Linked DNA regions of Homo sapiens: region 1 is linked to region 2. Evidence: chromatin contacts called from ENCODE Hi-C or POLR2A ChIA-PET data. All regions are on one chromosome and are shown on one strand. Each heading gives the region's core, a stretch centred on a gene start or an enhancer-like site at or near the end of the contact. The rest is flanking DNA. Distances are from core to core; before and after follow the strand shown.

Evidence for each region. Hi-C counts contacts between places; a loop is a spot of excess contacts on that map. ChIA-PET counts read pairs that join two places held with the same protein, here RNA polymerase II (POLR2A). Pooled maps may share reads with other maps.
Region 1: a map of Caco-2 shows a loop between it and region 2 (11-fold over the local background). The contact joins the promoter of SALRNA3 here to the enhancer-like site in region 2. A Hi-C loop is called at or near these places in 1 of 168 maps with a recorded cell type or tissue (Caco-2) and 1 of 50 pooled maps. POLR2A ChIA-PET finds 5 or more read pairs at or near these places in 2 of 52 experiments (CD4-positive, alpha-beta T cell and Panc1).

The regions. Positions count from the first base shown.
Region 1 is chr15:70,612,710-70,618,243 of GRCh38, forward strand. It overlaps SALRNA3 (senescence associated long non-coding RNA 3), which reads left to right and starts at 2,838. Exons shown (of 1, transcript NR_126481.1): 1 at 2,838-3,858. RefSeq lists an enhancer at 4,511-4,655 and a cis regulatory region at 4,577-4,588.
Region 2 is chr15:70,492,923-70,498,893 of GRCh38, forward strand. No RefSeq gene overlaps it. Among named protein-coding and RNA genes, the nearest start is that of LINC02205, 10 kb to the right of the region's middle. RefSeq lists an enhancer at 1-424. Within about 2 kb of position 1,852, at least 7 of the 41 ENCODE cell types and tissues checked have a DNase peak (open chromatin) inside an H3K27ac peak, as active enhancers do; they include Panc1, where a contact is called at or near this core.

The DNA.
Region 1 (5,534 bases), core at 1,588-4,087, 120 kb after region 2:
CTAGGAACAAAGGCTTTCTCCTACATAAACCATAATAAAATTTCCTCACTGAATACATTTAACATTTATACAATACTAATGTCTAATTAAGAGCTTACATTCAATGTTATCCATTGGTCCCAATAATTTTTAACATTGTAAAAATTACCTCCCAACCTGTGACCTATTTTTTAATTTCATCTATGAACACCTTCAGGTAACAAAATGTTTAATTTTGCTGTCATCAAATATGTTCCTTTTTTCCCCTAAGGGCAGAGGTTTTGAGGGTCTTACATATGACGTTCTTGGTTATCCCTAAATAACAAAGATATTTTTCAACAATTTCTCCTTTTAGCTTTATAGTTTCACCTTTAAGTTTCACCCTTAAGTCTAAGGGTAAGAAGTAAGAATTCAATGTTTTCTTCATAGTGAACAAGTTTTTCCAATGCCATTTAATAACCAATCTGTTCTGTCCCAAGTTACGTGTGGCAGTCTCTTAACATTCCCACGTATATGGCCTGTTCTGGGACTTCCCATTCTTTCCATGTGTCTATCTGCCCATTTCTGCGCAGGAACCAGGCTATTTTCATTTCTGTGGCTTTGCCTTGTGTTTTCCTATCTTTCTGTCTGACACATCAGTGTTTCTCTTTTTGCTCTTATTTTTTAAACTTAATAGCTATTGGGAAACTTTTATTCATCTGTATAAATTCTAGGTTGTTTTAACATCTTCAGGCATTCTGCCCATGGCCAGCCATTGTAATAACCTAGATACACAGCTGCCCTGCTGGCCCTGACCTTTCTGCCTCACAGACTCCTAAATTCTATGTGGCAGAGTTACACGTGATGATTCTATTCCGGAAAATCCATTTCATGCCATACCACAAAAATCCCCAAGTTTCTCCTGAAAGTAAATAAAAGCAAGTACTTGCAAGGCACAGTGGCTCACATCTGTAATCACAGCACTTTGGGAGGCCAAGGTGGGCGGATCACCTGAGGTTGGGAGTTCAAGACCAGCCTGACCAACATGGAGAAATCCCATCTCTACTAAAAATACAAAATTAGCCGGGCGTGGTGGTGCATGCCTGTAATCTCAGCTACTCGGGAGGCAGAGGCAAGAGAATCACTGGAACCCAGGAGGTGGAGGTTGCAGTGAGCCGAGATTGCGCCATTCCACTCCAGCCTGGGCAACAAGAGCAAAACTCTGCCTCAAAAAATAAAAATAAAAATAAAAAAATAAAAATAAAAACAAGACTTTAAAGTGGCTGTGAATCTCAATTCACAAGTTCAGATATGTAAGAAAGAACAATTTTTTTCATATCCCAAAACTGAATTGAATTTCTTTTAGGAGCCCCTAGTCTGCTGGAGTAGCAGAAACACCATTTCAGTTAATTTAGGGACTCTTCCTACTTTCTCTGGGGTGAAATTTACAAAGGACTTGCAGAGAACCAAGGCTCCAATGGGAGGGGTGATCTTTTAAGTCCTCAATATCATCGAAGCGTGTCACTAACTTGTCCATTGTCCCATCTAGTCCTCAGTCAGTGGTCCTTAAAAGTCTCTCTGCTACTTCTGTTCCACTCTCAAGCTCCTGGCAATCATTCTGTTCTTGTGACATAAGAATTGAGAAATGCTGTGAGATCTCATCTGCCTAGATGCTCCATACAACTGAAGCCATCAGTTCTCTACGATCTTGCCACCCCTTGAAGCCCTACCAGGAAACACAGACATAGGTGCCCGTATTCTCAGATCCCGCAAATCTGTCAGGGCCTCACCAGGGCTCATTCTCTTCTCCCTGGGACCCAACAACAGCTACCTGTCTGTATTAGTCATGGTTCTCCAGAGAAACAGACTCAATAGGAGATAGACAGATAGATAGATAGATAGATAGATAGATAGATAGATAGATAGATAGATAGATAGACAGATAGATAGCTAGATAGATAATAGAAAGATAGATAGATGATTTCTTCTTTTTTTGAGATGGAATCTCACTCTGTCACCAGGCTGGAGTGCAGTGGCGCCATCTCGGCTCACTGCAATCTCTGCCTCCTGGGTTCAAGTGATTCTCCTGCCTCAGCCTCCTGAGTAGCTGGGATTACAGGTGTGCACCACCACACCCAGCTAATTTTTGTATTTTTAGTAGAGACAGGGTTTCACTATGTTGGCCAGGATGGTCTCAATCTCCTGACCTCATGATCCACCCACCTCAGCCTCCCAAAGTGCTGAGATTACAAGTGTGAGCCACCGTGCCTGGCCAAGAGATTTCTTATAAAGAACTGGCTCACATTCACACAATTATGGAGGCTGAGAAGTCCACAATCAGCAGGGAGGGCTGGAGATCCAGGAGAGCTGATGTTTCAGTTCAAGTCTAGAGGCAGTCTGCTGGAGAATCTTCTCTTGCTCAGGGGAAACGGGAATTTTTGTTCTATTCAGGCCTTCAACTGCTGGGAATAAGGCCCACCAACACTATGGAGGGCAATCTGCTTTATTCAAAGTCCGTCAATTTAAATGTGAATTTCATCCAACACACCCTCACAGAGACACTCAAGATAATCTTTGACCAAGTATCTGAGCACACTGTGGCCCAGCCAAGTTGACACAAAATTAACCATCACACTCTCCTTGATGAATGCTATATCAACCAGGATCCAGTCAGGCATTCCAACACAGAAGATTTATATTTTTACAGACGTAATTCACATACCCTGAAATTCACCCATGTAAGGGAGTTTTAGTATATTCAGAATGTTGTGAAGCCATCACCACTATCTAATTCCAAAACAGTTTCATCAACCCTCACCCCCTACAAAAAAACTCATACCTGTTAGCAGTCAACAAGGGGATTTAATATAGGGAATTGGCTGGATGGATAGCAAAGGACTGAAAGGAAGAAAAGGAACACCTGTTATCATGCAAACGTAGTAACTGCAGGAAACAGCCACCACTCCTAGGACTAGAGGAACAGAGGGAAAGGGCTGGGGCTATGAGAACCCAGAATCCTGGAGGACGCCCTCACAAAACTAGGACAAAGACTTCTCAGAAAAGGGTAACGGCCTGCTGGTATCGGTACCTCAAGAAACTCGAGGAGGGGGTTCACAGAGCTGGGACCTAGATCTCTCAGGAGGGGGCATGAGCTAAATGCGGCTGCAACACAAGAGCTCAGAGGGAAGGTCTAAGTTAGGACTTGGTCTTCTTAGGAGAGGGTGCTACCTGGATGCTGCTGGTAACTGATGGGGTGAGATGGGCTGATCGTGGGAACTTAGCAAAACGAAGGAAACTGGAACCAACTCCACTGCTGGGATAACGGTGACAGGAACAGCAAGCATGGGGAAGGAACATCTCTTCTCCATCTTCCTGTTGTCTGGTCTCCTTTTAGCATCCCCTATTATCAGGACCTAACAGGCAGCAGCTGGCAACAAGGAAATTGGGTTGCAAAGTCACAGCCTCACCATTGCAGAGCTGAGCACAGAAGAGTTATTAGGAGCTGGAGACAGTAGCTTTATAACACCATGCCTCCCTACTCTCTCCATCTAACCACAGCCCAGGGAGGGAACATTCTAATCTGGAGGGTTGGATGACAACCTATCTTGCTCTTTACTCATCTTGTTAGTCCATTCTCACACTGCTATGAAGAAATACCTGAGACTGGGTAATTTATAGAGGAAAGAGGTTTAATTGACTCACAGTTCTGCATAACTGGGAAGGCCTCAGGAAACTTACAATTACAGCAGAAGGGGAAGCAAACATATCCTTCACATGGCAGCAGGAGAGAGAAGTGCTGAGCAAAAGGGGAAAAGCCCCTCGTAAAACCATCAGATCTCATGAGAACTCACTCACTGTTATGAGAACAGCATGGGGGTAACTGCCCCCGTGATTCAATTACCTCCCACCAGGTCCCTCCCACAACATGTGGGGATTATGAGAGCTACAATTCAAGATGAGACTTGGGTGGGGACACAGCCAAACCATATCACCCATGATGTTTTCTTCCAAATAATTAGTCTCTGTTGCAAGTACTTTTGTAATATATCATCTTCCTGATCTAAGAGCCTATTAGCATGATTCCTAGAGACACCTGGGAAGCTAAGCTTGGTTCTAGCCCACAGCACTGGGTTTAGCCATACATGGAGACTGGGCTGTTTGGGCATGGGGAGGCAAAGGATGATAAAAGAGGATTGTCTTTGTGCTTCAGTGGATTGAATAGAATGGAATGTGGACTGTATGAAATATGTTCTCATATTCCATGTAATGAGACCCTGAGATTGATGAGGGGCATCTGGCTTATGTGAGGTGGTCCCCAACATATAATTACACTAACTGCCTGCAGGACTGCACCAGTTTTAAAGCTGGAAGTATCTTCCTAGATTAAGTAGGTAATGACAACAGCACCAGTTTTAGTAAATAGAGCTACACTCACCCTCAGCACATGCAGCTGGCACAAATGGAGCAGTCAAGCTTCTAAAGGTCTGATGTGAGCCCCACATGGACACTGTCATGCACAAGCATGAGCCAATCACGTGTGCACCTCTACCTGTCTCAAATAACATTGCTCTTCTCTCCAGCCTGTGTCCTGACTGCATGGCCCCTTCTGTTTACTTTAGATAAGTAAACACTGTTTGATTTAGCCACGGAATGTCTGTGTCTGGATTTTCCTTTAATCTAAGTCCACTATTGACATTTGTCAATACAGTATAGTGGTCGTGTGGTTTTTCCATTACCTGATGGGCTTAAGTTTTGAAATGTAAAAAGTTGGGGTGTGGGGGGATGTTGTTTTTTCTTTACATTTTCGCAATCATCTCCTCTGCAGAAGGAATCAGCACAGAATGCCCTAGTTGCTTCACAGTAGAAGATGGAATGGAGAAGAGACACATCCCAGTTGCTTTTTTACAGTTTTATTTTTTAATATTATATACATCAAGTTCACAAACAAAAATGTGCAGTTACATCATGAGCATCCATGTAGTCACCATCCAGGGCAAGAAACAGGACATCATCAGCCCTCCAGAAGTCCCTGGGTGCTTTGTTGCTAGCATCAATCTTCTCTGTACATGTAGCCACCCTGTTGACTGTGGGATCTGGACTGTGTCAACTTGGCTAAAATGGAATTAGGATTCCTGGAATTCCTGAGTTACTTGTAAAATAACTCAACTAGATTTGTTCCTTCCCTACTCCACCCCACTCCCACCACCTAATTTTTATTTTCTTTGCAAGATGGAAGGCAGAAGTGAACAGCAAGTTTTGTGTCATAAAGGCTGTCACAGTTAGATGTGGTGACAGACAGACACAGGTGTCCCTGTCCTTGTCCTCCCATGCTGCACATCCAGCTCTTCTTTCCGAGGCAGGCCACGCTGAACCAACAGTTTTCCCAGCTCACCACTGGATATTTGGCTGCCAATCCTCAGGTGTGGTAGCTATGCAGAGGCTCTAGTCTTCAACTGACTTCTTCCCTCCACCAGCCCTTCACAGTCCTACTCCAGCAGCCTCACGTGCCTGATTTCTGGATCTTCTAGAAAGCTCTGATGTGTTCACTCCACGACAAACAGACCTTCAGGTGGTTG
Region 2 (5,971 bases), core at 602-3,101:
GTCCACATGAGTCAGGTTTCCAGAGCAGAAACCTCAGGCAGAGCCACATCGCACAGCCCAAGCCCTGCCACCACTCCCCACAAACCACTTCCTGCCCCTTTCCTGGCACCACCGGCCTGAGGCTCGTGGCAGCTGCACGGCCCTAGTCTCTGCTGCTCCACTGGCCCCAGCCCACCCCTAGCCCACTACCACCCCACCCACCCACAGGCGGGGCAGGGCAGGACTCTGTCTGTCCAGGTGGGCGGGCCACAGGCTGGGTCACCCAGGCAGTGGAAACCCCCAGCAGGAAAAGCAGGCCTGGCTGTTCATCAGTCCTGTCACTGTCTGTAATTTGGTTGTCCGCAGGTCCTCCACGTCTGTCCACAGCAGAGAAAGGAATGAAGATGCTGGGCTGGCAGCTCCCACCCATTCACCCAGGGCTGGGGCCCAGCTGTGCCAGTCTTTCCAAAGGAAGCTTCAAGGAGAATGGAAAGAGCACTGGATATAGAGTTAGATAGATCTGGGTTTCAACTCCACCTACCTCATTGCCTTACTGTGATCCTGATCAAGTGATTTCAGTTTCTTCATCTGTAAAATGGGGAGCATAACATCACCCCTTCCAGATGTGTTGGGAGGAGTAACTGAGCTAATACACAAGCCTACACAGTATCTGGCACATAGTAGATGCTCAATAAATATGAGTGTCCTTCTTCTGCAGCACGATGACAGGGGTTCTGGTGAAGCAAGGACAGGCAGCAAAGTGTTGGGAAGAGCCCTGCAGTGGGAGTCAAGAGGCTTTGGATCCAATCCTGGCACTGCCTCCAACTTGCTGTGTGGTGTTAGGCCAGTTGGAGCACCTCTCTCATCTTTAGTTTTCAAGCATAAGTCTGGGATATGGGAGCAGATGGTTTCCAAGGTCTCCCTCAGCGGTGACACTCTAGGACAGGGGCTTGGTGCTGATAGGATAGTGACACTGCTCAGGGTGATGGGAACGGTGAGAGGGATGTGGTCGTGACCATTACTAGGTGCACGGTGCAGCTCATCGGCAACAGTGAAGACAGCAAAGCCAGTGGTGGCCCGGGCTGGGGCCCAAGCTCGCTCAGGCAGGGCCCAGGAGGTATCTCCAAGGACACTATGCTGAACAGTGAGAGTGGCCTGCGCTCAGGACAGGTGGGCACCCTCCACCAGCCAGCCTAGCCTCACCCACCATGCTCAGGAATCAGGCCCTTGTTCCCACCCAACAGGTGAGCACCAAGAGTCCCACGAAAGACTGAGGACCTCCTCTACCTTCAGGGAGTTTCTGCTGATGGAAGACAGACTTCACAATGCATGCTCATTAATTATTAACCATCATAACCACACATCAGAACATTGATTTACTGCTTGAGGTCGTGCCCTGTGTTAAGCCCTTAATGAGCATTATCTCATTTAATCCTCCTGACAACCCGGGATGAGGTCATCACTATCATTATTTCTATTCCGCAGCGGGAGGAAAATGAAATGCAGAGAGGTTATGCTCCCTGGCTCCACTGTAAGCAGCAGAATAAGGATTCCACAGAGGCTCAGGGGGAGCCTTGGGGCCTCCAGAGGAAAGGATCTTTCTGCTGGGAGATTGGGAAGGTGTCCCAGAGGTGGGGACATGCGAGTCAGGTGATGACAATCCTGGTTCTCATTTATCAAGCACTTGCTAATGTCACGCACTTCTAAGTCTTTAGGGGAGATTCTCATTTAGTCCTTACTTCCACCCCTGTGGCAGGTACTATTATTATTCCTGTTTTACTGAGGCACAGAGAGGTCAAGCCCTACCCTGTGCAGGGGAAAAGGAGGCCAAGCAGAGCGAATGGCTTGGAAGGTACCATGCTCAGGAAATGACAGGCGGTTGGTGTGGCTGGAGGCTTAGGTGCTGGCAATAGAGGTTAGAAAGGCAGGCAGGTGGGGCCAGGTCATGATTCCCCCACCTTCCCCCACAACACCCCCTGGGAGGAAGGGACCCAGGTCCTAGCCTCGCTCAAGAAATTGGCATTCAAACTTAGGGGCCTCCCCTTCCCGCCCAGTTCCCAAGGAGGCAGCCTGTTAGTCACCCTGTGACTGATACATTCAGACTCAGAGTAAGCAAACAGATCATAGGGGCCCCTAATCCCCTCACACCCAGAAAGCTGGGGAGAGGCTAGAGAGACAGGCCTGGAATCCATGGCCTCCGGGGGAGATAAGGAAACCTCATTCCACCCTCCTTCCCCAAACCAGTAGAGCAAAATGCCAGCGTGATTCATTTTTTGAAGACAGAATAAACAAGTCCAGAGAAGAGATTAAGTCTTTGTTTCACCCGACTCAAGACAGTTGGAAAAGCAGAATTAGAAATGCTGCAACCCAGGGTTGGCAAACAGAAAATTAGTGGCAGATTAATTTCATTGTCTCACTGGGGAACAGAATCCTGTATGTTAAGTATAGGTTTCAAGGGAGATTAATTTCCCATCTCACCAGGTTGGAGGGAGTCGCCTGCAGGGAGTTCACTGGAGTTCTCTGCCTCTGGAGAGCAGGGAGACCAGTTTCAATGGGGGAGAAGCAAGAATCCCCAGGGTATCACGACGGGGCTGAATGGGTTGCTGGGTCCAGGCCTCTCCTGTCAGCCCTGATAGCTGGAAGGGAAGCTCTGAGCTTTCAGCAACCCAGTGTACTACATCACAGCCCCTCTACATAGCTTTGCCTTCACGCGAAGGTATGCTCAGACCCATTCCTTCCTACTCACAAGCCCTTCTGTGCTCATTCTGCCCTTCCTTGGAACAGTCTTTATCTAGTGTTTACTAAGTGCCAATGCTTCCCTTAGAATCATTCGGTTAACTCTTGCAACAAAACCAAGAGGAATAACCATTATTATTTCCACTTTACAGATGAGAAAACTGGCACACAGAAAAAGATAAGTAGTAGAGCTGGTAAGTGGCAGAGCCAGGATTTGAGCCCAGGCCATCTGGAAACCAAATCTGTGCTCTTCACTTCAAGTTTATGCCGCTCCAAATACAGGGTTTGCTTAAAATGGAGCATGCTTGTACTACGTGGTGTTTCTCTGGGCTATTGTAGTGGCCCGTCTTGGAATGGTCCCCACCCTGCCCATAGGCTCTGCCCAAACTGGAAGCTTCTCGGGGAGAGATTGGAAAGTGGTCATTGGACCTAATGTGGTGGCCCCAGCTGCAGCTTCTACAGGTGGAGAGTAAACCAGGCTGGGCCACGCCAAACCTGCTCCTGTAGGGGGATCTGCCCACCCAAGCAGTCCAGTGCTGGCCAGGAATGGGTGTGCCACTGCCCTTGCTGTGGGGAAGGCAGGGTGGAACAGCCCAGGCTCAGCCAAACCTCAAATGGCAGGCTGCTCCGGCTGCCTCCCAGACCATGGGTAGGACAGATCCAGAGAAGGCCAGCATAAGAAAAACAAAAAACTATGTCTTGTCAGCCAACTGAAGCCAGACCACAGTGTGGCAAAGACAGGAAGGGTTTGATAGGACTCCCAGCTGGGTGCAAGGATGTATGTCTGGTTTCAAGAAGGACCAACGTCTAGTTCTCACCCAGAGGGGGCAAACAGCCTTCAACTTACATGTCAATGCCAATCAGTTGGTAGTGGCTGCTGAGAATGATGCTAAAGTCACATCCTGGCTCAGCAAGGACACATTCTATCATTGATTAGCAATGTCTCCTTGGTTGCAGCATCAAGGTGATGGCACGACTGCAGCTTATTAGCCACCCGTTAGCTCCATAGTATGACACTTCAGACCCTCCCCAACAGCGCCACAGCTTCATCTCCCCCTCCTCTCCGTCCCTCTCACCTCTAGCCCTTTAAGCTCCAGCCGCATCTAGCTGTTTATTGTTTTCTGGTAATAGTCTCAAAGGCAATGTGGACATGCTTTGGAGAGGCCTTTGTTCCTGCTGCCTTCAAAGCCCTTCCACCCTTACCTGCCTGGTGAACTCATTTCATCCTTCAAAACGCTGTCCTGGCATCACAGCCCTCAACCCCTACCTTGACAGAGCTCATCACTTTCTCTTCTGTACATTACAATCAACAGAGTCAACATTGCTGAGTGGTTCCCAGGCCCGGCCTAGCACCAAGTTCATTACATGCATCATCCTTATAACCCTGTATTACCTTCTCAGTTGATGCCCATTTTACAGAGAAGGATGTGACACTAAATGGTGTTGAGAACTTGCTCCAGGTCCCCTAGCTGGGCCATGATGGGACAAAGATCTGAACCTGGCTTGTCTAATTCCAGAGCCCAGATTTTAATCATTGTGCTGTGACGTGGCAGCTGTCTTCTCTCACTCTATTGGCCCGAGCTGTAATTTATTATGTACATATCTATCTTCCTTTATACATAGTTGTTTCCTAGATGGCAAGGGCCTTTACTTTATCCCATAGCCTCCGCAGCTAGCCCAGAGCCCTGCATACAGTAGGCACTCAATAAATGCTGGCCGAACTGGATTTGACTGAGTGCAGAGAGCTTTCTTGTCCTGTCCCCGGCCTCACAGGCCAACCCAGTCCTCCTCCCAGGAATCCCCTCAGCCCCACCTGTCTATTCTGGGTAGTGAAAGTTTACTGGTGCCTAATGGGGTGGAGTGTTTGTGGGTTATCTCAGGATGGGCGAAGGCAGGAACCTTTTCTGTGTGGGTAATTTATCTACCTAGAAAGATTACAAACTCACAGCAGAAGAAGGCAAAATATACATCTTCCCTTTTCTTTATTTTCTTCCTTGCTCTTGCTGCTTATTTATTGAATGCTTCCATTGTATGAGGCACGGGCTGAGTCCTAGGGGAGCATGCCTCCCCGCTAAAGTAGCGTTACACCAAGTGCACTCTGTGGACAATCCACTGGTTTAAAACAGAGTCCTTGACTTGCCACCAACCCTCCAGATTCCAATTCTGCAGGGCCAGCCTGAAGCCCTGCCCTGCCTGGCTTTAACAAGCCATTTCTGACGTGAAGCCATCAACAGCTGCTGAGCCATAGAAATCCCCAAGCTGGCATCTAAGCCATCAGCGACATGGCAGTTCGGTGATTCACTGAAGGTCTGACTGTACAGGGAAGGGGGCTTTGGGCATCCTGGCCCCCTTGCTGCCCACAGGGAACTAGGGCCTCCTATCTCCAACTGGCTCACTTGAAACGTCCCTTCCCCCAGGAAGTTCTCTGATTTCTCAGGCCAGGTTCCATGCACCCTTCCTTGTCCATTCATAGGCCCCACTGCAATGGCCTGGTCATTTGCCTCATGCCTGCGCTGGACGGTGAGATGCTGGAGGGCTCTGATTCACTAATGCACGGTGTCTGGCCCACGTTGCTTGTTTGTCCAAATAAATAAAACATTTTAACCTGCCCAATACAGCCTGGCTTGAAAACATATGAGCCACCCATCCATCTGGGTTCCAGAGGGCAGTCAGGGTGGGGGTGGAATCAGAGAAGAGGAGGGACTCAGTGGTGCTGGCACCAGCTCCCAAGGGGGAGTTGACAGGGAAGCCCGGCGGAGCTCCAGGCAGATCAGGTGAACACGCGCAGCGACATGCTCTGGTCTGAAATGCAGCCCCAAATTCTGCCCCAGAGAATCCTGAACAGCCAAGGCCAAAAGGGACCTCAGGGAAGCCAGCCCCTATGGTGGTCTTTTCCCCGTGAACTCCACGTGGTAGCTGCCTTTGTCTGCCTGGGGTTTGTTGAATTGTCACTTGGCTTTTCCACACTCGTTATGGAGAGAGAACACTAACTGGCAACTCCATTAGCAAGCACAACCAGGAAAGCCACATGCCCAGGACACCATGGAGCAGGGGAAATAATGCAGGCCTCAAAACCAAATAGATCTCGGTTCTCCTCCACAGTTTGGCTCCTAGCTGTGTGACTTCGGGTCATAATGTGCCCTTTCTGGGCCTCTATTTCCCCACTTGTAAGATGGAAATAATCTTTGACTCAAAGTTGGGGTGAAAAATAGATGATAAAGCAATTCTAGAGGGCCTAGGAATTCTTCCCCACCCT